7 separate regions of the Mus musculus genome follow, and all the other regions are linked to region 2. A link is a loop called in an ENCODE intact Hi-C map of the cell type or tissue named here. Cell type or tissue: left cerebral cortex. All regions are shown on one strand. Region 1 overlaps Svep1 (sushi, von Willebrand factor type A, EGF and pentraxin domain containing 1). Region 2 overlaps Pakap (paralemmin A kinase anchor protein). Region 3 overlaps Pakap (paralemmin A kinase anchor protein). Region 4 has its middle 33 kb from the start of Musk. Region 5 has its middle 39 kb from the start of Svep1. Region 6 overlaps Pakap (paralemmin A kinase anchor protein). Region 7 has its middle 12 kb from the start of D630039A03Rik.

What was found. A loop is a pair of places that touch in the nucleus more often than their neighbours do. Peaks named below come from ENCODE experiments on the same cell type or tissue, not always from the same donor. Only the 100,000 strongest peaks of a DNase experiment are listed, where the experiment ranks them.
Region 1: a loop joins it to region 2, with 5 times the contacts of the local background. A loop is called at or near these places in 16 of 42 quality-filtered maps.
Region 3: a loop joins it to region 2, with 4 times the contacts of the local background. A loop is called at or near these places in 6 of 42 quality-filtered maps.
Region 4: it touches region 2 in a loop (4-fold over the local background); 4 of 42 quality-filtered maps call a loop at or near these places.
Region 5: it touches region 2 in a loop (3.0-fold over the local background); 5 of 42 quality-filtered maps call a loop at or near these places.
Region 6: a loop joins it to region 2, with 6 times the contacts of the local background. A loop is called at or near these places in 34 of 42 quality-filtered maps.
Region 7: it touches region 2 in a loop (9-fold over the local background); 23 of 42 quality-filtered maps call a loop at or near these places.

What each region holds. Positions count from the first base shown.
Region 1 is chr4:58,078,063-58,082,062 of GRCm38, forward strand. All of the region lies in intron 36 of Svep1 (sushi, von Willebrand factor type A, EGF and pentraxin domain containing 1), which reads right to left. Among named protein-coding and RNA genes, the nearest start is that of Gm35402, 45 kb to the left of the region's middle. In left cerebral cortex, a CTCF peak has its summit at 1,840 (motif pointing left); DNase peaks (open chromatin) are centred at 100 and 1,793.
Region 2 is chr4:57,671,240-57,675,239 of GRCm38, forward strand. All of the region lies in intron 4 of Pakap (paralemmin A kinase anchor protein), which reads left to right. Among named protein-coding and RNA genes, the nearest start is that of Gm52699, 51 kb to the left of the region's middle. In left cerebral cortex, CTCF peaks have their summits at 40 (motif pointing right), 2,220 (motif pointing right) and 2,423; DNase peaks (open chromatin) are centred at 770, 2,230 and 3,462; H3K27ac peaks cover 427 bases.
Region 3 is chr4:57,865,392-57,869,391 of GRCm38, forward strand. The region is part of intron 8 of Pakap (paralemmin A kinase anchor protein); the gene reads left to right. Among named protein-coding and RNA genes, the nearest start is that of Gm26138, 10 kb to the right of the region's middle. In left cerebral cortex, no CTCF peak of the experiment used is centred here; DNase peaks (open chromatin) are centred at 1,792 and 2,172; H3K27ac peaks cover 782 bases.
Region 4 is chr4:58,251,126-58,255,125 of GRCm38, forward strand. No RefSeq gene overlaps it. Among named protein-coding and RNA genes, the nearest start is that of Musk, 33 kb to the right of the region's middle. In left cerebral cortex, CTCF peaks have their summits at 1,446 (motif pointing left) and 2,469 (motif pointing left); DNase peaks (open chromatin) are centred at 2,465 and 3,428.
Region 5 is chr4:58,243,385-58,247,384 of GRCm38, forward strand. No RefSeq gene overlaps it. Among named protein-coding and RNA genes, the nearest start is that of Svep1, 39 kb to the left of the region's middle. In left cerebral cortex, no CTCF peak of the experiment used is centred here; no DNase peak of the experiment used is centred here.
Region 6 is chr4:57,878,314-57,882,313 of GRCm38, forward strand. The region is part of intron 8 of Pakap (paralemmin A kinase anchor protein); the gene reads left to right. Among named protein-coding and RNA genes, the nearest start is that of Gm26138, 2.8 kb to the left of the region's middle. In left cerebral cortex, a CTCF peak has its summit at 1,906 (motif pointing left); a DNase peak (open chromatin) is centred at 1,904.
Region 7 is chr4:57,902,481-57,906,480 of GRCm38, forward strand. No RefSeq gene overlaps it. Among named protein-coding and RNA genes, the nearest start is that of D630039A03Rik, 12 kb to the right of the region's middle. In left cerebral cortex, a CTCF peak has its summit at 1,929 (motif pointing left); DNase peaks (open chromatin) are centred at 1,911 and 2,271.

The DNA of each region.
Region 1 (4,000 bases), 410 kb after region 2:
ATTGAAGCCAGCAAAGCAAGCTTGCCAGTGAGTGCCCGGGTTGCCTTTGGACGAGACAAAGGAAGGAACCAGAGAGGAAAAGGAACACAGCCTCAGACTGAATTAGTAACAGAGTGTCTGGCAGGAATCCACATCCTGGAAGGAGGTTTGTTAACATGGCAAACTTGTAAAATCTCGTCCATCGCTGTGTTTGCAGAGATGCTGGGTAGAAAAATGAGGCAGCTGCTAACTACAGATCTGTACCTGATACAGGCTTCACGTTAGAATCCATACTACTCGAGTTGTATGCAAAACCTTTCAAACCAATAAATTAATGCAAAGGGGAGGGCCCTGGGGTAGCTGGTAGAAAAGAGTCCAGAGAGCCAGATCATGAGGGTTTGTTGTGGACACAGGAAGCCTTTTTTTTCTGTAAGGAGAGACTCTGAAATGGCAATACATACTTAGGTGTCTTAGGGTTACTATCACTGTGATGAAACACCACGACCAAAACCAAGTTGTGGAGGAAAGGGTTTATTGGGATTACATTTCTGTATCACTGTTCATCATCCAGAGGAAGTCAGGAAAGGAACTTAAGCAGGGCAGGGACCTGTGACCAGGAGCTGATGCAGAGGTGATGGAGGAGTGCTGCTTACTGGCTTGCTCCTCAGGGCTTGTCCAGTCTGCTTTCTTATAGAACCCAGGACCACCAGCCCAGGGGTGGCACCACCCACAATGAACTGGGACCTCCTTAATCAATCACCAAATAAGAAAACACCTTATAGGCTGTCTATAGCCTGATCTTGTGAAGGTATTTTCTCAATTGAGGCTCCCTCCTCTCTGCTGATTCAAACGTGTGTCAGGTTGACGTAGAACTAGCCAGGACAACAGGCATGTTTCCACCGTGAAAGGTTCAGCACAGACAAGGCACTTGCAAGAGTAGAGCTCTGATAAATGAGATACTGGAAGAAAACTGTTAGCCTGCTGGTTTTAATAAGCAGCTATGGTTGGAGCTTAGAGTGGGATGCTAGGGATCAGACACCAGAAAGAGCAGAGGGAAGGCTGATTAGAGGGCACTAGGTTAAAGGGACACAGGAGTAGAAGTTGAGACTGCAGGTAACAGCTGTGCACATGTCAATAAGCTACAGGAAATAATTTTGGAAGAAACTGCAAATATATGAGTAGGTAGGCACATTTAACCTAGTGGAAAAATGGCACTGTGTACACATGTATGGACATATTAGGTGATATCCCATTAATGAGTATAAGTTCTAGAAGTTCATGTGTCAGTTTTAAAAGTATCATTAAAAAAAAAAATTAAAACAGTTACATCGTTTACTCCCCCTCTCTTTCCTCCTTCTGGTCATTCCAACGTCTCCCTGCCTTGTTTTCTCTCAGATTGGTGGCCCCCTGTTACATGTTTATGCACAAATATGCAAACACAACCTGCTGAGCCCATTATGTGTTGATTGCATGTAAGATTTCAGGGAGGATCACTTGGTGTTGGATGACCAATGAGGGGGCTCACCCCTTGGTAAGACTAATTCTCCCTCATTCAGAATTCTTTAGCTGCTTGCAGTTCTTTGTCTGGGGGTGGACCCTGTGAGAATTCTAGCTTTCTGCTTTAGCGCGAGTAATGGTATTGTTTTTGTTCGGCCACATTGTTGAAGTATTATGGGTGCAGTTTCCTGTCATCTCTAGGAGACTTACTATCACAACCAGCTCCCTAATCTGCTTGCTGGCTCTTACAATCTTCCCACGCTCGCTTCATTTGTGCGTTTTAAACAATTAGATTTGGAATTCCAGGTAACTGTTTATGATTGGACGCTTCACCTCTTCTTGACTGAAGGTGTTGTCGCCACCTGCTGGCAGTCACATGTAAGTTACACCTCTTATCTGGGCCAGCAAGGTCACTTTTCATTTTGGTAACTTATTACTATCTTGCAAAGCTAAAAATACGAATATTCTACGACCCAAGCTACAGCTTGCAATGTCTAGGCCAGGGATATCCTATTTTATATGTTCCAGGAAACAGACAGGAATACTCGGTGTAACTCTGCTTTTATAAGAAAATAAAGTGGGAGCACATTAGTGTAGTACTGTAGAGAAATGAGTAATTTAGAGATTTGGGATTTGTGCTGAAATGACTATTCACATGTTCAACCACCATAGACAATTCCCTCCTGTACTGTGGATAGCCAGCAGGGGCCCATCACTTCTTATGATAATCACATTACACTAAAGTTATTGCTGTTGTTTTAATTCAGGATTTCAGAAAGTTCTCATGTCAGTGTTTGAGGTTCCAGGACATGTCACCACCTCTGTGGTGCCTGTGTGTGTGTGTGTGTGTGTGTGTGTGTGCACTCATGTGCACATACGTGCATATGCATGTGTATCCAGTGAAGAGATCACCATCAGGGGTCTTTCTCAATTGCTTTGCAGTTTGTTTTTTGAGACAATTCTCTACTACACCTGGAACTTGTTCTTTTGGTTAGACTGGCTGCCCAAGGAGCCACCAAGATCTTCCTGTCTCTGTCTCCTTCAGCACTGGGGTTAAGATAAGTGCCACACTGCTGGGCTTTCTACCTGGGTGCTGGAGATCTGAACTTAGTCCTCATGAGGAACCCTACTTGCAGAGTCATCTCCCCAGCCCAGAGATGAGTCCTTCTTATACAGGCATATTTTATACCAGCGAAAAAGTAGTCCAGCTGACTAGCACGTATCTGAGAGAGATTATTCACACACACACACACACACACACACACACACACACACACACCCCACATCACATAATTAAAAATAAAATAACTATTTTAAAAGAGAGAAGTGATTTAAATGACACTTCTTAAATGAGGCAATGTGTACAAATATACACTAACAGGTAAATTAAAAGTATATTTGCCTATGAAAACATGTATGTAGTAACCACAAAACGGGCATTTGTTAACATGAGAATTGCAGACAGGCATTGAGGCTGGCTTCCAGGAGAATCTCTCATATCGTATTCCTTTCATAAAACTACTTAATCATAGCAAAGACTTAACTTAAGCTTCTATCTCTGCAACGGGAGCACAGGTGATCTTAAACAGGGCATTGTGCTATTTTTTACTTCTGTATAGTTCAAAGGCACTGTTAAAAATGTGGTCAGAAGGCAAGGGAACAGGACAGAAACTCTGTTTCCTGTGAGGCTGTTCCCACAGCGCCCGGAGGAGAGGACGGTTTCCTCAAAGGGCTTTCTGTTCTATCATCAAGAGTTTGAACTGTAGAAAAAGAAGACTGTCTTTTAATAGTTGATTTTTGTCTTTCATAAAAAAAAAATTACAAGTGGGTAGTGATTTGCCATTTGTGGCTGAAATGACTATTCACTTGTTCAACCGCCGCAGACAATTCCCTCCTGTATTATGGGTGGACAGCAGGGGCCCATCACTTCATATGATAATCGTATTACAATGCTGAAGTTATTGTTGCTGTTGTTTTAACTCATCAGAAAGTTCTTATGTCAGTGTTTGAGGCTCGAGGTCTCCTCAAGAACATGTCACCACGTGGTCCTGGTGACAGAGTCTGGGCTGGTGACATGAAACACATCCTCTCTGACAGCCCAGCTCCTGCGTGCCCTCACTCCAGCACCAGTTAACAGCTTCACTGTTGGCTTCATCGACGCCCCCTGCCCTTTGCTAAGTTATTCATTGTAGTCTTTGTTCTCTCACAAATATCAGCCTCTAGGGAACTAACTTGACCTGGGACAGTGGTTCTCAACCTGTGGGTCTCGACTCCTATTCGGGGGGGTGGGGGGTGGGTGTCCAACAACCCTTTCACAGGGGTCACCTAAGACAACTAGAAAACAGAGATTTATGTTATGATTCATAACAGTAACAAAATTGCAGTTATGAAGTAGCAACATAAATAATTTTATGGTTGGAGTCACCACAATCTCAGGAACTGTATTAAAGGGTTGCAGCATGAGGACAGTTGAGAACCACTACTACAGGACATTCCAGTCACAGAGAGGACACGCTGCTTCTCC
Region 2 (4,000 bases):
CAAACACCTCAGTTTGTAGGGTGGCTTTGTCCACCACTAGATGGCCTCCCAAGTCTTTCCTGAATGGAGAAATTGAATCTGAAAAAAAAATTTTTTTTTTTTTTTAGTTTTAAAATTTATTTTATTTTTATCTTTGAATTTCTGAAAGTTGAACCCAGGACCTCTTACATGCTAGGCAAGCATTCTACCACTGAGATCCATCCCCAGCCCAGCTTGACTATTTTAAATGTAGATGTTAACATGGGTATACAGTTGCCATTCACCATTCTCAAAGCTAATATCAAGCTTTAGTGTTCCTGTAAGAGTTCAATTGACAGACACTTATGTTTTCTAGCTTAATATCAGAATCCTCACATGTTCCCGAATCTTCTAGGCCACAAGCTTACAACTAAGCTTGTAATTAATAATAATTAATAACAGGATTAAGAAGGTAAATGTGCATTTACTAGCCAGTATGTTTTGGGTTGTCCTGTAAAGCTGTGCAGGCTGCCTTTAGCAAATCACCTGTCAATATTTCTAAAGCACTAGAATTGACAAGAAGAACAAACCTTTAAACAGGGCTTTTACGATAGCAGACAGTATTCTTGGTGTTTTAAGCACAAATTCATTTATTCTCATAATTGTTAGTTTCATAGCTATAACTGCTACCATATCACAGATGGAGAAACTGAGGTGTGGGTATTTGGCCAGTGTTTCAGTCTGGAAAGGACAGAGAGCTATTTTTAAATGTCAGATTAGGGGCTGGAGCGATGACTTAGCAGCTATAAGCACTGGCTGCTCTTCCAAAAAACATGGCTTAGATTTCTAGAATTCACATGATGACTTACAGTGTACAACTTCAGTTCCAGGGAATCCTATATCCTCAGTTGGCCTCTGAGAGTACTGCTTGAATGTGGCACACAGACATACATGCAGGCAAAACACCTATACACATATAATTTTACAAGTAAATAAACCTCAAAAAAATTTTAACGTTAACTTAGTGGAACTCCTAACCCCGCTTATTTAATAGAACCCAGCTAATACACCTCTGCCTAAAACAAGCAGGCTGCACAGATTCCCCCCGTCCCGTCCCGTGTGTGTGTGTGTGTGTGTGTGTGTCTGTGTGTCTGTGTGTGTCTGTCTGTCTGTCTGTCTCAAGCGTGACCAGTGTGTTCAGTTTCAGCACACTATGCCCTATAGCTTTAGCATTCTTAATCCTCCAGATCCCAACTCTGAAATGCTCCAAAGCTGGAAACTGCTTCATGTGTTATAATACCACAGTTGGAGAATTCCACACCAAGAGCCTTTGTTTCATAGGCAAAATGATTTAAAATATTGAGTGTATAAAATTAGCGTCAGGCTATGTGAATGAAGCCTATGTAGAATGTAACTAAGATTTCCATCCCATCTCCAAGGACTCCCATTACCCATGCTCAAGTATCCCAAAATCTGAAACCTAGAAGTCAGGAGTAGTGGTGATGCCTACAATACCAGCACTAGGTCTGTGGACACAAGAGCATCGGAAGGTCAAGGCCCCCTCAGAACATTGTGAATGCAAGGCCACACCAGCCTACACGAGACTCTGCAAAACCAAAACTGAAATTCAAGCATTCCTGGAAAAGTTTTTTCAGTCTGAAATTTTTAAAAATAAATAAATAAAAGACTTTTCAGTCTATGTCTCGCTTTCCAGTTCTTGAATTTCAAATGGTCTATCAGGTTGTCTCTCTGTCAGAAGGTTTTGCTTAAAAGCTTAAATCTGTCGCTAAATCATTTTGTTTTGATTTTTCCAGTTCTGGAATGGAAGTGGGGCTCTCGCAAACAAAGGGGAAGTGTTTCTGCCACTGAGCTACATGTCTTGCACAGTACAGGAGAAATCTTAAACGGCATTGTTTTTCTTTGGCTCTGAACTCACGTGTTACAAAAACTCTAATTTGGCTTAAGGAGTGCCATTCTCTGGCTTTGATCCCTACACATGAATCATTTTGCATCTGGAAGTTTCCATTGGGGAGTTCCTGATGTAAGGGAAATCTTAATCTTACATGTGGACTGAAAGTTCCAGAAATCCAAACCTTTCTCAGAATAGCATTTTCGTCATAATAGCTGTTTCAAAACACCATAATAAATATGGTAAGATAGTGGTCAGCTCAGCTGACTTAAGAGACCGCCTAGGATGCAGACCAGCCATCCTCACTGAAACCCAGTCCATCCCTGAGCCTTTACATGATCCAGCCACTAGGGGGCACACATGAGCCTGAGCCAGGGCGAAGCTGCTTCTACCTCAAAACCCTAAGCCGCAGCAAAAAGCGCCATAGGACCTTCTCACTGGCATTTTAAAGATAGAATGTTTCTGTTGTATCTGTGAGGGGGTAGACTGACAAAGAAATGTCAGAGAGGCTCCAAAGAGGCCAGCAGTGCTGGGCTGAGATGTGTCTATAGCCCTCCCAGGGTTCATTGTCGGGTGCCTGGGATCACTGGAAGACAAGCCTGTGTTTGCAGACTGTTCCTCCAGGTGTTTCCTGCTCTGGCCGGATGAGGGCGTTGAGAAGCATCTTAGCGGGTGCTTATTGTCCCTGTAGTGAGAACTTGTGGAGTAGAGACAATTTCAGTCCTTGGGAGATTTTTAAGTTACAGGCTTGATGTTCCTTGACTCACACTTAACCTTAGATCTCCAGTGGAGGAAGGACTACCTGCTGTCGAATTTCCTCCCCTTTCTCAGGAAGAGGAGCCCTGTGGGTCTCGGGCAGCCCAGCTGCTGTAGGAACTAGTCTGACAGGGAGGTGGGCTGAGAAGGGAGAAAGCCAAGGTCTTGCTGAACACACACAAATTCTAGACACTGGGCAACCCCATTCATTTTTAGGCACAGTCTCACAGTTGAATGATGCTTAATCTCTTCTGCCCCCCCCCCACCCCCCCAGCCTGTGGGCCACTGTAGCGCACAGCATTTGGTTAGGAAGTCACCAATGCCATTATAACGACAGCAAATAAAACTATTTGTTTTCCACTATGGCTCATACCACATTTGGTTCCGCACAGTCTTTCTAGAACATAGTCGATCCAATCACTTCTTTTAATTTTTTTTTAAAGTTTACATGTATGTATATATGTGTCTGTGTGAGTGCTTGTGGACATGTGTGCGCAGGAGCCAACAGAGGCCAAGAAAGGGTGTGGGATTCTTTGAAGCTGGAGTTCCAAGTGTTTGTGAGCCTTCTAACTTGGGTGCTTGGATCTGAACTTGAATCCTCACTCTTAACTGCTGAGCTCTCTGCAGCTCCCACCGCCACGACTTGCCTTTCAGGATCAACCTCCTTCCCTTAACCCCACCCCCACCCCGTCACTTCCTGTTCCTGTTCTGAAAGCTGGATGTAGTTCACCCCTTCTGAGATTCTCATTCCCACTTGCGCCTTCACTCTTCATTGGCTGCCAGGACTCCTAAACACATCTGTGCCTCGGTGATTTTTCTCCTCCCGTAAGATCTTACTCTAGGCATCAAGATTGTGAAATTCTGTCCTGTCCTTGTTTGGGTAGCTAAAGCATGTCCTGCCTCGTTTCATGTCAACTTGACACAAGCTGACATTTTGGAAGAAGGACCCTCAATTAAGAAATGCCCTGATCAGGCTGGCCTGTGGGTTCTCTCCCATATGCATTTCTTGCTTGATGAATAATGTAGGAGGGGCCAGATCAATGTGGAATCATGGCTGGTGGTCCTGGGTGCTATAAGAAGGCAGGCTGAGTGAGCCATGCATGAGAAAGAAGCAAGCCAGTAAACAGTGGTCTTCCATGGCTTCTGCTTGAGTTCCTGAATCCAGCCTTACCCTGCTTGAGCTCCTGCCCTGACTTCCCTCAACAGTGTACTAGCAACTGGAAGTGTAAACTAAAGTAAACCCTTTCTTCCCCGAGCTGTTTTTTTTTTTTTTTTTTGTCCTGGAGTTTTATCACAGCAGCAGAAACCCTAACTGAGACATAGCGTCCAACATTCCATAACTGGGATTTTATAGCTCTGCTAAGTGCTATGTCACAA
Region 3 (4,000 bases), 190 kb after region 2:
GGTCATGCAGGATTAGAAACCCTGACTACGACAGGGGGTAAGTTAGCTCTTCAGGCTGGTTGTCTTGTTGGTTTTCTCTGCCTTTTCATTTTCCAGGAGGAAGCTTAGCCATTCGTTTCAGAGTTGCATTCATTCCCTGAAATCTACAAATGAACTAGGCTAATCTGAATATGAGCAGGGATTAGTAATCACTCTGTTGACTGAGTGAAGTATCTTTGGTGTCATGAGATCACAGTCAGTGACACTTGATCATCATGGAGCATCACTTGCCTTCTATCTCTGTTCCTTTGAGCTGTCCTGTATTTCATTGATCTGAAGCCAGCAAATGCCTTTCTTTGTAAAGTACCCACCATTTCAATAGGAAAATAAGAAAAGCCTGCATGAATGCATTGTTCTTTTTGGACATCACTCTCAAAAGGTTTTGCAAGGGAAACCATCATGCGCAAACCTGCCATTCTCTCTCCTGAGGATTAGACTCCAGGTGATCCTCCGTGACAAGCCTGTGTGTGGTCATGACTTTCAGATAACATCATTTTAGAAAAAGCAAACCATCTCGCTTCAGTTCAATTCCCTCCCTTGGAAGCCAGGTCTACCATATTCAAATTGTGCTGGCTTTTATGTTGCCTCCTGGTTGTGCTCACACCTGTGGGAGGCACCATGTGAGGTCCTCATTACTAACATGCATAGCTATTCCATGCTCTGGGAATAACTTTCCCAGGAATCAGACTCAGCCACGTACAAGGAAAGTCTACAGTTTTAATCTTAACAAAGAGGAAGTGAATCAAAAGGCCTAATTCTTGCAGGATCCCTGTTGAGAAATGTGAGCTAATCAAAGCCAGCTTGGGAGTAGGATGTCCCAACTCGTGACTGCTGGAGCCTGGACAGGATGTGACTTTGACTCTTAAGCACTAGGCTGTGTACTTCCCAAGGAGATTGGCATTTGATCTTTGTGAATAAGCCTCTACTGAGGGCTTGGAAGGGGACTGGATGAGGGAGGGAGACCAGGGGAGGGAGCAGGGAATGAGCTAGTCAGACTATGAGAGCCTCAGAGAATCCCTCTGTAGTTTATATAATGCTCTTTGGCTTCTTGTAGCCTTGAAGATAAATATGGACTTGTATGCATCTCACAGCAAGTCTCTTTGACAGTACCAACCTCATTCTTATTTCCCATTATCCAACCATAAATTCATATATAAAAGAGTCAGTCAAGGAAGACAGGTGCTTAAGAGAGCCAGTAACTTCTCCGGAACCACATTCCAAGGTCAGCTCCTTGCTCGCTGTATAAATAGTTCATTTCACCTCTATAAACCTGTTTCCTCAGCAGTAAAAATGGGAATAAAACAGTAATAACAATATCGTTGGTCCTTTTGAGAGTCTCATATAGCCCAGGCTGGCTTCGAACTCCTGGTTCTCCTGTTTTCACCTCTCAAGTGCCAGAATTACAAAGGTGTTCATTCCATCACACTCACCTTGGAAATAATTATGTTAAATACAATTAGTCCATGTAGAGATAAAGGGGTCGTCTGCTCCCTTTAATCTTCACTCACTCGCCTGGTCCTCAAGGTCCTGCCCCTTTTCCATATTCCCAGTCATCATCACACACTCAAGAAGCTAAGAATGCTGACACAACTGCAGGATGGTGAGAAGGGCGGTAGACTTTCCCTTTGAGCTAGCCGAGGCTGTCTCCCACGAAGAGAGCAAAGACAAGGAAGGAGTCTGAATCTGCATTTTCTATCTGTGTGCCAGAAATAGTTAAAACTATTTCCAGTCCATGCTTGGTTACACTGTGGGATTCCCCTTGGGCAGGCTGTGATTACAGGGGGCAGAGAAAAGAATCTTCAATTCCTCCCACTCACAGAGTGCAGAGAAGGCTGTGTGTACTCGGACAGAGCCCTGTCATTCCTGACAACTCGAGTCTTCCTTCTGCGGGGTCATCCTTGGCTCCTAGTAACCCTCGGATGCAGGCTCCGGAGGTTTAGACAGTTTTCTACGGGCATGTAAACCAAAAGTTTGAATCTGGGTGATTATTATGCTCTGTGTCTGTGGAGTCATAACTCAAAGATTCTTTGTTTCTAACATTTCTCAGGAGAGAGAGAGAAAAAAAAAAGCTATCACCCACTTGAATTAAAAAAAAAAAAACCAAACCGAACTGAACAAAAACACCCACCAGATGACGTGCCTTGGCCCGCTCTTCTGTCAATAGCCTCTTTTCTTCACACAGCTTGGGGGTGAGACGGCCAGCATCTACTCTCGTCCCCAGAGAGCAGAGCCCAGAGCTGCAGTTTCCCACTTCCTTTCTTTGGCCTGAATGAGAGCAACCTGCTCAGCCCCACCCTCAAGGACTTGGGCTTGTGCAGTTCCTGCTGTGACCCCGCCCCCCCCACCGGAGCCCACCTTCCTCCTTTACCCCCCTCCCCGCCCCCCACGAGCCCGCCTTCCTCCTTTGCCTCTTCCTTTGAAGGTCCCAGGTGGGAGAATGAGATGCTGGGACCCTTTAGATCATAATACCTAGTCAGGAATGAGAAACACCCTTGAGAGTGGACTAAGTCCGAGGAACTGACAGATGTGGTTGCTTCAGTGTAAGTTGGAGCTGGGGTGATGAGGTGCTGATGCTGGGTCTACCTTGTGGGCCTTACTGGAAGGAGCTAAAAACCTAGGAAGGAGGAGCTCTGTTTTGCGATTATTAGAGAGTCAGTAGTTCAAGGCCAGCCTGGGCTACATAAGAATCTAAAAAAAATAAAAAATAAAAAACGATCTGGTTTATTTTATATTTTAAAATTATTTTGTGCTGAGGCAGATGCACCTGGGGAGGCTGAGGCAGGAGGAGCACCATGAATGGATGAAAGAAAAATGAGGACATGACTGCTCCGAGGTATGGTTGAGGAGAGGGGTTTTACTGTAGATCTGAGGGAGAGAACAGCCAGAGACAAGAGTCCAGACTGAATGTGGTCATCAGACCAAACTGGGCTTGTGGGGTGTGTGTGTGTGTGTGTGTGGGGGGGGGGGGGGTTAGTGAGAGGAATAGAAGAGAGGGCAAGCAGACCAAGAGAGATCCCGGAGCAGAACCAGTCAAGAGCCAAGTGGGCATGTCCAAAATGGCTGAGTTATATGGGGAAGGAAGAGGTTTAGGGTAGAAGTAGCCTGGGTTTCTTTGAGACCTAACAAAGGCAACATATTCAGAGGTTTTAGGGATCAGGGCTTGGCAATCCTTGTGGGGGGCGGGGGGAGGAGCATACTCTGTTGCTCATTTGACCCCACCCCCACCCCCACCCCCGTGACTTTCCTATTGGCCTTCATCCTGTGGTGGAGGTACTCGAGTCTAGGCTGTCTGAGGATGGATGGAGCTCAGGGATTGTACTTGCTTAAGCAAGCAACTGCTCTGCATACCCAGCTCTCTCTCTTTCTTTCTCTCTCTTTTTTTTCCTTTTGGTTAAATTCTCACTTGATTAGTCTAATTAGTTCAGGCTGGCCTTGAACTCGAGGTCTTCCTGCTTCACTATAATATAATATAATATAATATAATATAATATAATAGTTTACCACTACACCCAACTTACTTTTTTTTTCATTGATTTTAATTTCTATTGTTTTAACATATATAAAAAAATAAATGTAATAAGCCAAATACATGGACAAAAATACAAGAATCATATGATCATCTCAATGGAAGGAAAAAGAAAAGAAACGAAACGGAAAAGTCTTTGAAAAGATTTAAAATGCATTTTTAAAAAAGATATATTTTATGTATGTGAGTACACTGTTGCTCTCTTCAGACACACCAGAAGAAGAGCATCAGATCCCATTGCAGATGGTTGTGAGCTACCATGTGGTTGCTGGGAATTGAACTCAAGACCTCTGGAAGAACAAGAGCAGTAAGTGCTCTTAACCATTGAGCCATCTTTCCAGCCCCTCAACAAGCATTCTTAATAAAAGCCCTAGAACAAGTAGAACTGTGTAGGAAGCATATTCAAGCATAAAAAAGGTTATGAATGACAAACTC
Region 4 (4,000 bases), 580 kb after region 2:
GACCAAATGATTTTTAACAGATATCTATAGAACATTTCATCCTAAAATGAAAGGATATACCTTCTTCTCAGCACCTCATGGTACCTTCTCCAAAACTGACCATATAAGCAGTTACAAAACAGGCCTCAACAGATAAAAGAAGATTTAAATAATCCCATGCAACCTATCAGATCATCATGGACTAAGGCTGGTCTTCAATAACAACAAAAACAACAGAAATCCCACATATACATGGAAGCTGAACAATGCCCTACTCGATAACGTGGTCAAGGAAAGAAATTAAAGAATTCTTTAGAATTTAGTGAAAATGAAGGCCCAGCATACTCAAACTAATGGGACACAATGAAAGCACTTCTAAGAGAAAAACTCATAGCTCTGAGTGCCTCCAAAAAAAAAACTGGGGAGAGCATACACTAGTAGCTTAACAGTACACCTGAAAGCTCTAGAAAAAAATAAAAACAAACAAACAAACAAACAAACAAACAAACAAAACAAATTCACCCAAGAGGAGTAGACAGCAGGAAATAGTCAAACTCAGGGCTGAAATCAACCAAGTAGAAACAAAAAGAACTACACAAAGAATCAACAAAACCAGAAGCTGGTTCTTTGAGAAAATCAATCTTTCTTTCTTTCTTTCTTTCTTTCTTTCTTTCTTTCTTTCTTTCTTTCTTTCTTTCTTTCTTTCTTTCTTTCTTTCCTTCTTCTCTTCTTCCTTCCTTCCTTCCTTCCTTCCTTCCTTCCTTCCTCCCTCCCTCCCTCCCTCCCTCCTTCCCTTCCTTCCTTCCTTCCTTCCTTCCTTCCTTCCTTCCTTCCTCTCACTCTCTCTCTCTTTCTTTCTTTCTTTCTCTTTCTTTCTTTCTTTCTTTCTTTCTTTCTTTCTTTCTTTCTTTCTTTCTTTCTCTCTTTCTTTCTTTCTTTCTTTCTTTTGTTCTCTCTCTCTCTTGTTCTTTCTTTCTTTTTTTTAATCAAATATAGTTTAACAGGAGTCAAACTGAAAAAGGAAACTTCAGTTGAGAAAATGTCTCCATCAGATTGTCTAGTCGGCAAAAGATCATTGCATTGAGTATTTTCTTGACTGATGATTTACTATTGTAAGTGCCATCTCTGAACAGCTGGAATAGGAAATCAGTCTGCACAAGACAGTAATTCTATTCCTTCATGACCTCTTCAGTGCTTGCCTTCAAGTTCATGTTTGATTTCCTGCCCTAAATATCATTCATAATCTACTGTAAGATATAAGATGGAATAAACTCTTTTGTCTCCAAAAATAAAAACAATAAATAAATAAATAAATAAATAAGAAGATCTACTTAAGCCAAAACACAAACAAACAAACAAACAAAACAACCACTGGCTTTTCTTCTGGAGCCTTCAGGTTCAATTCTCAGCACTGATCAGGTGGTTTACAAACAACTATAACTCCAGTTCCAGGGGAATTGATGCCCTCTTCTGGCCTCTGAGGACACTGCATGCGCATAGTCCGGGCAAGACACACACATAAAAATAAGGTACATTTTTTAAAAAAATTAAAACATTTTTAATAAAGTCAATGTTTTCCCTTTGAAATGGAAAGTCGTCTTAGAAAAACACCAGATATTTCCAGTTTTTCTCAGCACAGTGAAAGATGAAGTGGCTTGCTTTTTGAGTGCATATTAATCATGTAAAACTCAACGTCATTGTGTTTAATTTGCAAGTATCCATAAGTGATATCCAGACAGTCGTGCTGACGACATTGTGGGCGAATGAATAGCAACAGTCCAGTAGTCTCCCAGGGAAGTCCAGATGGGAATGTTAGCTAGTGAAGAACACACCCAAACCCACTTTTTGAAATGTATTTGAAACCTGCCAAAACTAAATTCTGAACCAGCTTCTGGACTGAATCAAGACTTTTTCATTTCACCATCATTTTGTAGGTGTGATCGGCCTGTCTCCTACAATATTTTCCATTCTGACCCATCTTTTTTACACAGTGGCCACGGCTGGCTTTGTAATGTTAAAATGGTGTTTCGTGGTAAAGTCCAAGTATCTTCCCATGGTTCCTGGTGTTCCTTTCTGTGGCCCGGTCCTGCTAAGCTGACATTCTGGGTTTTCCATCCTTTCTGTTCTGCCCAACGTTTGTTCTTTTCTCAGTGGTTTATACCCATCTCCTCCTTACCCTGTCTTTTTAGCCCTGAATGTCTTTTTAAGAAAATCTCCAGGACACAAAGGCTGGTCGGGGAGTCCCTTTGACCAGTGAACACTTCCATCTCTACCTTCTTAGAGACTCCCAACAGAAATGGCTATTTACTTCTCTGTCTCTCTTACTCTCTTACCCTTGGATATGTGCCTCGATGTCCTGGAATCCAGAAGACACCAGGTAATATGTTGTCATAACTTAGAGAACTTGTCGAATGAGTAAGTACAAGATCCAAGTGTGAGCTTATGTGTTCAATCTACCAGTTAGGTGAGCAGTGGTTTATTAAAATCTTGTCTCTGCTGCCCTCCACTGGTCAATTAGCTAGGAGCTGAAAGACTTTAAAAGAAAGGGGGGGGGGGGAATGGAAACGTAAACAAAATGAAAAGCAAATTCTTGTTTGTGGGAGAATGGATGCTGTGGTTTGTACCATTGTTGTTTTCCTCGGGTAGAGTTTTGTGCTTTTCCTCGCAGATATGATATCTCTAATTCAATCTCCTTCCATCTTAGAAGGCTTCTTAAATAATAGAAGATGCCAAAAGACACAAACTGCTCATCCACCGGTTTTTAGAGACTGTGTGTGTGTGTGTGTGTGTGTGTGTGTGTGTGTGAGAGAGAGAGAGAGAGAGACAGAGACAGAGACAGAGACAGAGACAGAGACAGAGACAGAGAGACAGAGACAGAGACAGAGAAACAGAGAGAGAGAAACAGAGAGAGAGAAACAGAGAGAGAGATGGAGAGAGACAGAAACAGAGACACACAGAGAGAAACAGAGAGAGACGGAGAAAGACAGAAACAGAGACACAGAGAGAGAAACAGAGAGAGAGACAGAGAGACACAGAGAGAGCAGTGAAGCCCTTGATAAATGGTGTGTGTGTGTGCCTGTTTGTGCATGCATCTGTGCTTTCTTTGGAAACAGCTCTTGATCGTTGGCATACAAAGTGAATGATGGTGTTGGTTTTCTCATGTTCCCTTTAGGTTTAAGAAGTTACATAAATAATACATCGTATCATTCACTCATAATCTTATGAATTGTATGACTACTAAGGTTAGTTCAGTATTCATTGTCTTCACATCTAAACGCTCAGTGTTGTGCCATAGGAAGATGTTTACCTAACAGGAAGCATCATTAAGTATCTTCCGCAAGCTGGAGTCAGCACTGTATGCCACTCTGGCCTGGGTCTAGGAGAATCACATGCTGAGTTCCTTTGGTCCTTCATCTGGGTAGGAGAAACGTTCCAGACATTGGCTTTATTTAGTCCCAGCTTTTCTGTAATTCAGATCGCATCCGAGGACTGTAGGTAGTGATGTTGAACTGAGTCCTTGCAGCTGGGCTATTAAGTCTGCTCTTGTTTCTCAAGCCCTTCTGGAATGCTGTTTTGTTTTGGGAGGGAACTTTCTCAGTTCCTCCCTAGGCTGCCATCACATCCCACCCTTACAGAGTCTTACAGCTTCATTTCTTTTCTTACTCAGTATGTCCCATTTGTCCTTTACAAACATCAGCAATTTATCTTTCTCATTCTCAATAGGTATACTGGGATTTGATGTACTTTTTTTTTTAAAGCATTTGTGAATACATACACTATACAATATTTATAAAACATAGACACATCTAAGCATTGTTTTTCTCTAAAAATACATTGCCTCCTTCTTATTTCATTATACTTTTTTGAAAAAATATAAAATGTCTCTCTTTTTTTTATTACGTATTTTCTTCAATTACATTTCCAATGCTATCCCAAAAGTCCCCCCCCCACTCCCCTACCCACCATTCCCATTTTTTGGCCCTGGCGTTCCCCTGTACTGGGGCATATAAAGTTTACCTGA
Region 5 (4,000 bases), 570 kb after region 2:
CTGCCATGTTTTCTGATGACCCATTACCAAGCAGATTCAGTTGGAAGGAAAACTCAAATGCAGGAGCCTTGAAATAAGGATGGGACTTTCCCAGCTGTTGGGACAGTTGTGTGAAGGTGTGTCTCTGTATATTCAATGGTTAATTCTGTGTCGGCAGAGAACTAAATGCTGGCAGGATCTGGCACTGTTATTTCTATGGCTCATCACTGATCTCATACCTTGTAAATATTTGTTCCTTCCTCACCTGACTAAGGTAACCTAGAATTGTATCCAATTGGATTTAATAAAGATCTGACAGCTAACAGCAGGGCAGGAAGTTGAAGGTGGAACTTCTGGGGAGAGAAAGGGACTCTGGGAGAAGAATTGAGAGGGAGGGTAGGCCAGGATTAGTCTGGATTAAAGTAAGTAGTCAGGAGACTACCCAGATAAGGCCTAAGCTTTAAAATATTGAAAAGACTCTGTGTCATTATTTATGTCACTAGTGGGTACCCAGATACCATGAAAACCAGTTTGGAGCATCCTCAAAATTTAATAACAGATCAGATAACCCAGGAATACCAATTCTTAAAGGACCTGAAGTTCAACATGTCACAGACACAATTATGTACCACCAATGATCTAGAGGAACAGAGAAGACAAATAAGAGGGGGTGGGGGGGGGGAAGGGAGGGCAAGAGATGGAACATATGTCTAGTGTAAATTGAATACTTACATCAAATGTCTTCAGACGTCTCACTAGCATTTATAATAAGCATATACCAATGAAATGGTGGGGCACGACTTTTGTGGTTTTTTTTCCTTTTATTTGAATTTGAACTTCAAAGATATTAGATTAAATGGTCAGAACTATTGCTTTCTCTCCAGATCTTGGCTGAGCCATATTTGACATCATGGAAGCTGATGACAACCTCAATAAAGGTCCAGGGATCTGAGTTGGGTGGGTGCTTTCCTAACATCATGAGTCTCTTGGCTTGATCCCAAGAACCACAGAATAAGGGCACCTTGTACGCAGCTATAATCCCAGCAAATGGGGTATGGAGTCAGGAGGATCCGAAGTTCAAGATCATCCTGTGCTACACACTGAGTTTGGACACATTAGACATTGAAAACAAACAAGACAACAAACAAACAAACAAAATCCAAAAAAACCAGACTTGAAGTTTTGACACAAGAAGTTCATGAGCCAGGATAACTAACTACCTAAGGTTAGGTTTTACAGGTTTCTGGTCAAACAAGTCACCATAAACCTTCAACTAATTGAGCTGAAGAGGTTCTTTTGAGTCTTGCCAATCATCCATCTCTATCTCCTTCCTGGTGACCTTGAAGATGATGATTCTTGGCTTACAAAAATGTGGTCATGGGGACAGGAATAGAGGATTGCAGGCCTCAAGTGAAAGGTCATCTACTGTAGGGGCAATCAGGCTGCTGTATCCCACGGACAAGAGAAAGCTTCTGTTCGCCATTGGCCACATGGCTCAAGATTCCTCCAAGGGCTCACTGGACCTTGCAAGACCCAAGGAGGGCACCAGTATTTTGGCAAGGTACGAGGAACCCTCCACAGTCACTCCAGATCCCATGTCCTCTCCGAGGGCCAGAAATTCAAATGTAACCAGAGTGTAACTGGCAAGCCACCATTATAGAAACTAATCCAGAAACTTACTGTTATTGTAAAAATTGTGAATGCTGGGAGCATGGGGGGGAGGGGGCGGGGACACTAATGCTACTACACTCCTGAATAGTTACTCTGGGGCCTTTTCACAAGAGGTCTAGCTTTACCTCAGCTTACCACTTTCTATACTTTTTAGGATTGAACCTTATGGCTTACTAATTTTGTGACTTCTAGTCTATAAGCAGTATTTATTTCTTCACACATGGCCTATCATTTGTGAATATGCAAGTTTGCTTAGTGTTCTAGGTGATATCCTGCAGAGCAAGGGTCTCACAGTAGACCTTGTGAGTACTTAGACATGGATGAAACTTCCTCCCCAGAACTTGTAACAAGTTCTCAACATTCCTGGCTAGTGTCTGCTCCCCAGAATTCTCTTTCCTTTCTGTTTTAACTCAGAAATATTTATCACTCTGTAGAAGTTACTGTCTGCTTCTTATTTTTTTGTACAAAGCACTTGGATGGTCAATTTAGCTGAGAAGTCCCATTCGTTTAGGCAAGTCACAGTGAGTAGGGTTCACCAGTGAAGACACTGAGACAGGGTGTCTTTCAGTTGTCCCACAGACTCCACTGTGGCAGGAACAGTTTATTTCATAAAGCAATGAGGGCAGAGAAACAAACCAGACTTGTTATAAATTCACTTTCACTCCTCCAACAATTACTGAAAAATTCCTTTCAGAGTTTAGCAACAGCTGTTAGTCTTCAATATCTGCTGTTTTGGGTTGCTAGTCTATTCCAGCTTGTGTGTATGTGTGTGTGTGTGTGTGTGTGTGTGTGTGTGTGTGTGTGTGTGTGCATCTAATACTATGCATATAGTTCATCGACAGTCTCAGGCATCAGTTCTGGGGTACCCTTTGACCCAGAGTTTCACTCATCTGTATTTCACAGAGTCAGCCAGGCTCTAGTTGGCCTAAAAGTTTACAAGAATTTCCTGTCTCTGACTCCTATTTCGTCATTGCTGGAATTACAGGTGTGTGCCGTCCTGTTCACTATTTTCGTGTGAGTTCTAGTTGTCCAAACTGAAGTTCTCATGCTCATGAGGCAAGCATCTTATCAACTGAGTCATCTAACCCAGTACCACTGCTATTTGAATAGACTCTCTGGACAAGCTAGAACAGGGAGGGCTAGCCTGAGGCTGCCCTTGTGTTGACCTGTGTTAGTTTGCTTTTTGTTGCTGTGATAAAACCCTGACAGAAACAACTCAGAGAAGAAGGTTTATTTGGTTTTGAGCATTGTCTCAAAGTCCATTATTGAGGGAAGATGGGGCAGAAGCCTGAAGGCAGGCACTGCAGCAGAGACTATGGAATAGCTGCTTACTGGCTTGCGCTCCATATCTTGTTCAGCTTGTTTTCTTATACAACCCAGGACCATCTGCCTAGGGGTGGTACTGCCCACAGTGGGCTAGGCCCTCCCATATCAATAATTCGATAGAATGCCCCACAGATGTACCCACAGGCCAATCTGATAGAGGCAATTCCTTACTGAGGTTCTCTCTTCCCAGGTGACTTCAGTTTGTGACAAAACTAACCAGCCCGGGTCCCATCTGCTATTGTGGCTGGAACTGTCACCCGGATGGCATAGTTCTAACCTGACCATTTTCTTTATTTTCTTTCTCATCACTCCATGGCCTTCTGGGTTATAATTGCAACTTTATTTTATGTCCTCTGTTTGCATACTTTTCATTCAATTTTGATTTTATACTAAATATAAACCCACAATCCCCAGTGTCAGAGGCCAAGGCTGCTGGGACACCAATCATACTACTACAAAACAGCTTATGCCACTTTATTATCAGACCTACATGGGGCATCTGTGTCAACTCCTGCCCCCAAGGCTCAAGGGAAATCATAGAAAGGGGGTGGAAGAGATGTAAAAGCCAGAGGGTGGAGAGACATGATCTGAAAGTCTCCCTGGACAATGATGACATGGCCACAGTGTCCATGAACACATGACAGCTATGGTTACCCACACAAGCTCAGGTCAACCTCCACCAGGATCCAACAGGTAGCACTGGGCCATTGTCCAAAAATGAGGAGGATACAAAGGGGCAAAGGGGCCATGTTGGAGGTACCTACCAGGAGAGAGTTGGGTACAAGTGACCAAAGTGTGAAAAGATCAAAGACTAAATAGAAATGAAAGAAAAGAGATTGTCACTCTGAACCAAAAGACTTTAAAGCAAAAAGCATAGCTTTAGCGATGACTATCTCTAGTATCTAGACTTACTTGGCAAATGTTTGTGACACATGCCAATAAGAAGGGAATTATGTTTCTAATGTAGCTTCTTCCGCCTCTATCTGGCCTCACAGACTTTTGCTTTCTCTTCTCAGCACATAAA
Region 6 (4,000 bases), 210 kb after region 2:
AATCCATTATCATAATGGCAGGAAGCATGCCTGCCTGCAGATAGATGCTAGAGCAGTAGCTAAGAGCTACATCCTGATTCACAGGCAGAGAGAGAGAGACAGAGAGAGACAGAGAGAGACAGAGAGAGACAGAGAGACAGAGAGAGACAAAGACAGAGAGACATAGACAGAGAGACAGTGAGAGAGAGAGAGAGAGAGAGAGAGAGTCAGAGAAACTGAGAGACTGAGAGAGACATTCTGGGCTTGGCATGGGCCTTTGAAACCTCAAAGCCCACCCCCAGTGATACACTTCCTCCAACAAGGACATACCTCTTAATCTTTCTAATTCCTTCAAATAGTACCACTCCTTGGTGAGTAAGGATCCAAATATGTGAGCTTATGTGAGCAATTCTTGTTCAAACTACCACACATACACATATTTATTGTGTGTGGGTGTATAGGTGGGTGTGAGTGTGCACATGCCTTGATGCACATGTAGAGGTCAGAGAGCAATTTGCAGGAGTCAGTTATCCCCTTACACTATATAGGTCCCAGACATTGAACTGAGGCCATTGGGTTTGGCAGCAAATACTTTTATGCTCTGAGCCACCTTGCTGGCCCTCACACACCTTTCTAAAAAACCTATTGTTTGACAAGTTTGTTTATGTAATGCTATTGATTTGTTTGTAGCACTGAAGATTATTTCATATAGCCAGGGTAATAGAGATCACCCTAGCCGTGTGGGGCTGCCTGCCCTCAATTACCCCCAAAATGTGAGGCTCAAATTTACTCCATTATTTTAGACAGGACTATGTTTATGAAATAAGTTGAAGATGTTTCCTTTTGTCTACTGGGAAATGCAGGCTGATTTTTGTCCTGTTGGTTTCTTTGTGACAGTTGCATAATGTTACACGGTACCTGTTCCATACTTTATATGTGTCAACCCCAGTCTTCAGCCTAAACCAACAGAAGCCCACCCTGAGCTCTGCCTGGCATGGTCTGCTCTTGCTTCCCAGGGATGCAGGCGTTCTGTGAGATGGCCCTCTCTCCAGTCCAGGGCGCGTCTGGATAGCAGGATGCTAATCACTGAATAGGGAGGCCATTTTCAGGTACTTGATCATTCACCCAGTGAAGAGACAAATTCAAGAAGAGCAAAGTTTGATGGGCCAACCTGGGATGAAAGCTAAGGATACGGGAGCCATGAGATGCACACAACACCCAGGATACTCCACAGTTTGCAGATTCTTCTAATACACGTCCCCTAGGTCATAGAACTTGTAGGGCCCTCGTGAGGACATAGATTGATGTGACTCACTATTCAGACATATGCATTTCATTCTTTTTGTTTTTGTTTTTGTTTTTTTGAGACAGGGTTTCTCTGTGTAGCCTTGGCTGTCCTGGAACTCACTTTGTAGACCAGGCTGGCCCCGAACTCAGAGATCCACCTGCCTCTGCCTCCCAAGTGCTGGGATTAAAGGTGTGCGCCACCACGCCCAGCCACATTTCATTCTTATAATGACCCCATGAACTGCTGTGTTGGGGAAATACCACACGTTTCCCATAATCCTATGAGAAGTCTTTGACTCTGAACTCAGGACCCTGAGGAAGGAGTCAGGTGTGGAACAGTTCCCATTCTTCAGCTTTCCAGTGACTTGTGTGATTCCTAAGATGGGGCATGGAGTTCTAAGACATGACTTGTACCATACTGTAGGGAGGATGCTTGGTGGTCTTAAGGCCCAGGATAGAGAGCTGACCAAGTTAGCAAGTTTGTAGAACAGAACCAGTTTCTCCTTTGTCTCTGAGGCCTGCGACCTTCCTTCCTTGGGGTTGAATATCCAAAGTCTCTTCTGCCACCAATCACCTCTTTGGAGGCTCCTCCTCCAGCCCAGCTAAGACAGCCTTGCTTTCTGCGACCTCTACTGGCCGTCGCTGGCATTACTTTCTGTTCTAGGTTTTCCATAGGTTTTCTTCTGTTAGGCAGGCATTGTCTTTTTCTAATGGCCTACTTGCTTCTCTATGGGAACTTTCTCATTCCATCATATTGGAATTGGCCAAAATTCCGAACTAACTCTGACTATTGTTCTCAGATGTGATGCTGGCTGGAATCAGCATTGGGCTTTCATGATCCGAGCCATAATTATCCACTCTGTCTAGCCATCATGCATGTAAGAATTAAATGTCATGAGGGTCGTGAAGGACTTGCCGTAAGAACAACCTTAGGATCATTCCAGAGCATTGAGTCCTGCAGTCTGAATCCCAGAGTTTGTTTGTGTATGTTTGTGTTTTTTCACTTGCGTTTGACTACAGAATCACTCTGTAATCCAGGCTGGTATGGAATTTATTGTGTAGCACAGGCTGCTTTGAACTCATGATGATGCTCCTGCCTCTGACTTCCAAGTGTTGGGAGGGGACCTCTTTCCTGGGATTCTCTGGTGGTGGGGGAGTGTTGATCCCAGTGTTTTCTAAAGTGGTTGTATGCATTCTATAATAAACATATTGGCTTATTAAGTACATACTGACTCTTACCTTGTCCCTTATTCTGCTGGGATCCAGGAGTCAGGACAGATAGAAACCCCACTGTGACAGGTTCCTCACTGAAATGAGTGAAAAGGATTTATAGACGATTGGAATGATCTGTGTCTTCCTGTGATTTTTTACAGTTTACAGATGACAGTCACTTCAGTATCCAGAGATGATAAACAGTATAGTAAGAAAACGGCTTTCACAGACCTTAAAATAAAGTCTTATTTGGCAAAGACATCAGTGTGAAAACCAGAAGCTAAGTGTAGACAGTTTACTCTGCTTCCTAGACATTTACTGTTGGAAGAAGGGTTGATGGGAGATGGTCTGGACATTTGAGAGGGTGGCCAGCAACAGTCACCAACCTGACAGTGTGTGAAACAACGTTTCTGGCTTTCCAGACTTGCACAGATCGTATGTAGAATGCCCAAGGGATTACACAGTCTCACCCCACGGTTGTATTATTTCTTCAGATTCCGGTCAAATAGCAGCTACAGTCATTGGATGCTTTCTGTTCTGGATATTAACCTTTACCAGTGTTAACTTAGTCTTTATAGCAACTATGTAATATTAAGAGTAAGGAACTGGCCCAGAGCTATTTGACTGATGGCTGGTAAGTAGTGGGTTCAAACTCCAGCATACTGGCTCTAGACTCGAGATCTAGAGCATGCATGCTTACCACTCTCATGTACTGTTTCTCAAAGTTTCATTTAAAAGACCATTGTGAGTCTGGGGTTGTGGCCCAGTTGGTAGAGGCTTGCCTGGCATACATGAGGCCCAGAGTTTGGTCCCCAGTACAACCTAAAGTTAGATATAGTGGCATATGCCTATATTTCCAGCATTCAAGGAGAGTATAAGCTCAAGATTATCTTTAGCTACATACTGAGTTCAAGGCCAGCATAGGCTACAGAAGACTATTTCAAACTTCCCACCTCCTCTTCAACTCTGCTCTCTCTGTGTAGATCTGGCTGTCCTGGAACTCACAGAAATCTGTCTACCTCTGTCGCTGACTCCCAAGTGCTAGGATTAAAGATGTATAAGAAAACTGTTCACTATTGCTCCATCTCAGAGATGCAATTGAGTCTCTGTAGCACTAAAATCCACCCACGCATGCCTTGATGATCTAGAAGTGAAGGCTGGGGATTTACCACCTGTGAGAAGTGGGTCTCTAGGAGCTAAGGGCTCTGTTGGTAGAGCGCTTGCTTGGATTCAGTCACCAGCAAGGCATAAAGCAGGCATCGTGGCTGAGCTTGTAACCCTAGCGCCTGGGAGGAAGAAGCAGAAGTGAGTTTTGAAGTCAGTCTGGGCTATGTGAGTTCAAGGCCATCCTTCACATCGTGAGATACTGTCTTAAGAAACATGAATCTCCAAGGTGCCAACTCCTCTTGACAGCCTACTGTTGTGATCTGTGAATGAACACGTGTCCCTGTATATTTGGAACCAGTGTCTATCTGCCTGGCATATGTTCGAAGGATGCTGAGTATGCCTAGAGGCCCCACAC
Region 7 (4,000 bases), 230 kb after region 2:
GCGCTGAGGCAGGAGGATGAAGAAGTCTGAGGTCAGTGTGTGCTACATAGCAAGAGCCCGTTTCAAAACACGGCGGCGATAACAAACACTGGTAGTGGCAGTGAAAACGTCTTCCAACACACCGCATTCTCAGTGTGCTTCTAGAAGGCTTTTACGACAGACAAGGTGGCCTCAATGAGGAAATTCAGGGATTTTTCTAGTTCTCTTACTGCACCACAAAAAGAAAGCCCACTGAAATGGGTCCCTAAAGCAAAGCAGGGGCTCCCATCAAGACCTACGGGTTGGTGGGAGGAGCTTAAGCCTCTTTGGCTTTTGTCAAGAGTCTCCTGTGGACCACTTCCTGTTCTGTTCTGCCTACAGAGCCGACATGACGAAATATGATAGAGGTTGTTCCCCAAAAAGGAGCCTCCTCACCCTTGGAAACCCAGGTCAATGAAAGTGAGACCCGAAGGTCCATGGAGGCCCTGACAAGATGTCACCAACCTTGGGTTTCACCTCCAGCACAGAATAAATCAGATGTGTACATACCTGTAATCCCAGCACCCAGGAGGTAGAGACACAAAGATCAGAAGTTCCGCGTTATCCTTAGCTTCATTGCAAGTTCAAGGTCAGCCTGGGTTTCATGAGACCTTGTCCCAAAAAATAAGACCAACACAAAATACCGCCGTGCTCAAGTGAAGCCAATCCAGGCAGGCAGCATATAACAAGAATCAACTCAAGCCTGGCAGAGAGAGCATGACTATAATATCAGAGCTCCAGACGCAGAGGCAGGGCAATCAGTAGTTCAAGGCTCGCCTGGGCTACATAGTGAGGTTTTTTGTTTTTTGTTTTTTTTGTTTTTTGTTTTTTGTTTTCGAGACAGGGTTTCTCTGTGTAGCCCCGGCTGTCCTGGAACTCACTCTGTGAGTTTTTTTGTTTGTTTGTTTTCAACAACAAGAAAAGAGATTAGAAATGTCCTCTAATGTATAGGTTGGGTAGCAGAAGCCACAGCTTTTTCCCACAACCAGTATTTTCTTCCTCTTGTTTCTCAGCTGGGACCGAGGGTCCTGGTAAGCTATTGGCCTTGATTATGAACCTCAGTTTAGGGAATTCAGGGGGAGGATTTAAATGTAGCCAGGTGAGGGAGTCACCAGGATACAGATAAAGGAGAGATGAAAGGATGAATGGTACCTGGTAGATGAATCATCTTTGTGGATGGAAGCTCTCACTGAGCAGAGGCACAGCCAGAGTAATGTCATGGGCGTTTATCTCTGCCCACGGCTCTCTCCATCTCTCACCCTAATGCTGGGTAGGGTGAGGTACACCACTGAAAGGGAGTTTCCCTCTTTTCCTCAAAAATAGTCCCTATATTCACCACCGCAAATAAAAGTCTCAAAACAAAACAAAACAAAACAAAACAAAACAAAAACAAACAACCCTACATTCTAAAAATTGCCAATTTTGGCTACATTACCAAGAATAGTAGCTCTCGGTGTGGTGTCCTCTCCCCACCCCACCCCCCTGCCGCCTAAATTTCAGCATGGCTGTGCTGATTGATGGCAGAGGCCTGCGATCTGTTAACAAGCCTTCCAGGTGGGCCCAGGGCATGCAAAACGCTAGCGCTTACTTGGGGTTTCATCTGAAGTACAGACATGTGCCAAATCAGCCAGTTTGAAAGGAGTTTTACATTCAAGTCTTAAGAGTTGGGTGCCAGATGGAGTGGCTCATGTCTTTAATTTCAGCACTCGACAGGCAGAGATGGGGAAATTTTTGTGTGTTTTAGACCAGCCTGGTCTATATAGTGAGCTCCAGGACAATCAGTGCTAGGTAAGGAGACCCTGTCTCAAAACCAAACCAAACCAAAAGAGAATACACAACCGTGCTATCAGAGTTCGAAGTTGGGCACTCTGACTGAGACAGTGTGGGGAGCCTGCCCCCTAGTGGAGAAGGATAGGTTGGCTCCGCTGCACAGGTTGGTTTAGATATTTATTCTTAGTTTAGGGGAAACTCATTTCTACCACTGTTCCAGAAGTTTTATCACCTCCAATTACAGTTGAGAAACTCGGTTCAGTAAGGGTCACCGAGGTTCCAGCAGCAGAGAGATTAGAACCCCAACTCCCTGCTCTGAGCCCCAGGAAGGGTACTGCCTGTGGCATAAGGAAGTCGTGGAATTGGCAGGCAAGGATCCCCTGAGTGAAGGTTGTCCATCTCATACACATAACTGTGAGAGTCGGTGGTTTTCTACCTCGGGAAAGCCTTTGGCTAATTGTGGAGAACATAGTTCTGACCAGCACAGATGTCAGCGTTTTCTTTTAGGCTCCGCCCACAGTTACCTAGCAACATCCAGGTATGTCTGACTCACTATAAAAGGGACTGCTTGCTCCCTCCTCACTCTCTTGCTCTCTTACCCTCCCTCTCTGTTCATTCTTTCACCGTTACCCTCCCTCATCTCTCTCCACGCACTCCTGGTCGGCCTCTCCTCCTCTGCTCCTACCGCCCCCCCCTCCCCTCGTCTGTCTGTACTCCCTTCCCAACTTCCTTTCCCATGCCCTAAATAAACCCTATTCTATACTATACATATCTCTACCAAACATCCTTGGCTCCCTTTTCCTTCTTCTTTCTTTCTTTCTTTCTTTCTTTCTTTCTTTCTTTCTTTCTTTCTTTCTCTCTTTCTTTCTTCCTTTCTTTAATAAAACAGCAACAGGAAACAAACAAATAACAATAACAACACACACACACACCCCTGCCAAAAACAAAAAGCAAAAAACAAAACCCACTCAGGGTAAAGGTGGTGGGGTGTGCATGTGCGTGTGTGAGTGCACGTGCGCGATAGCCCAGGCAGTGATCTGAGTCCTTCTCCCGGAGCAGGTTTGCTAGACTCAGGAAGGTAAGTGTGTGAGTGATGTGGTTCTGGTCTAATGTTCTTAGCTGAAGCAGCCATGTAAGAAAGAAGGGGATTGACACAAAGATCAGCCCGCCCCCTCCCTCTTCCTAGGAACTCAATTCTCAGCTCCCTTCCAACTCGGGGATGCAGCCTATAGCAAAGCTAAACTTGTGCAGGCTTTGGTGGCATGCTGGAACCCAGATGGTGAAGGGCAGACCACACTTGGACTTAAAGTGTGACCACTTAGCTATGCATGCCTCTTGTCTCTAGATGTAAACCTCATATTCCTACCCTGAAGGTGGCCGTGAGGAGCCATTGTTCCTCCTGCCAGTGTGGCCAGGTAGGATGAATCTTCGCCCACTTTTTGTAGTCACTGGTTTGTTTTCCTGATTGGCTGATCTGGCCACGTTTCCATTTCTTCACACACACCCCACCCCCCAACCATAAGGGGATGACTATACTTACACACACGGAGGGAAACTGTGTGACTGACTTGGACAATGAAATGTGAGCAAAAGTGATTTATGAACCAGCACAGGACTAAGAATCCACTGCCTTCTGCTACACTGACTGGGGGGGAGCCCATAGTCATTCAATGCTAGCATATAGCTGGGGACAACACTGTCCATGGAGGAGAGTCCGGTGCACAGCAGAGTGAAAATTAGCCTCTGTGTTGAGATCTACGGTTGCTTGTTACCACAGCAAACCCTGATGCACGGCCTTCCAGTCCGTTCGAACCCTCATTACTGTGTTTGGATCACGCGGTCTTTTCAGCTCCGAAATACATCACCATCTATTGTCCTTATGTCCAGCGAAATTTTACTGCTGCCCTAGCAGGAAATACATAAGGAATAATAAGTCGGGAAGAGTCTTTGAATTAAGGGCTGGGAGAGAATTGGCCAAGTGGGAGGGGCTAAAGCTTTGTGGCCCACATTTCCTCACTCTTCTGACAGGTCCACGGGTGCAGAGCACGCACAGTCTTTTACTGAGTGCTGGTTCCATGTACCAAGCTGTGGGCTTGGACAATAAGATGAATCAGATATGAAGGAGCTCATAAACCATGGAGGGGACACCCAAAACACAGGAGGAGGAGGAGGCAGAAGAGGAGGAGGAGGAGGAGGAGGAGTCGGAGGAGGA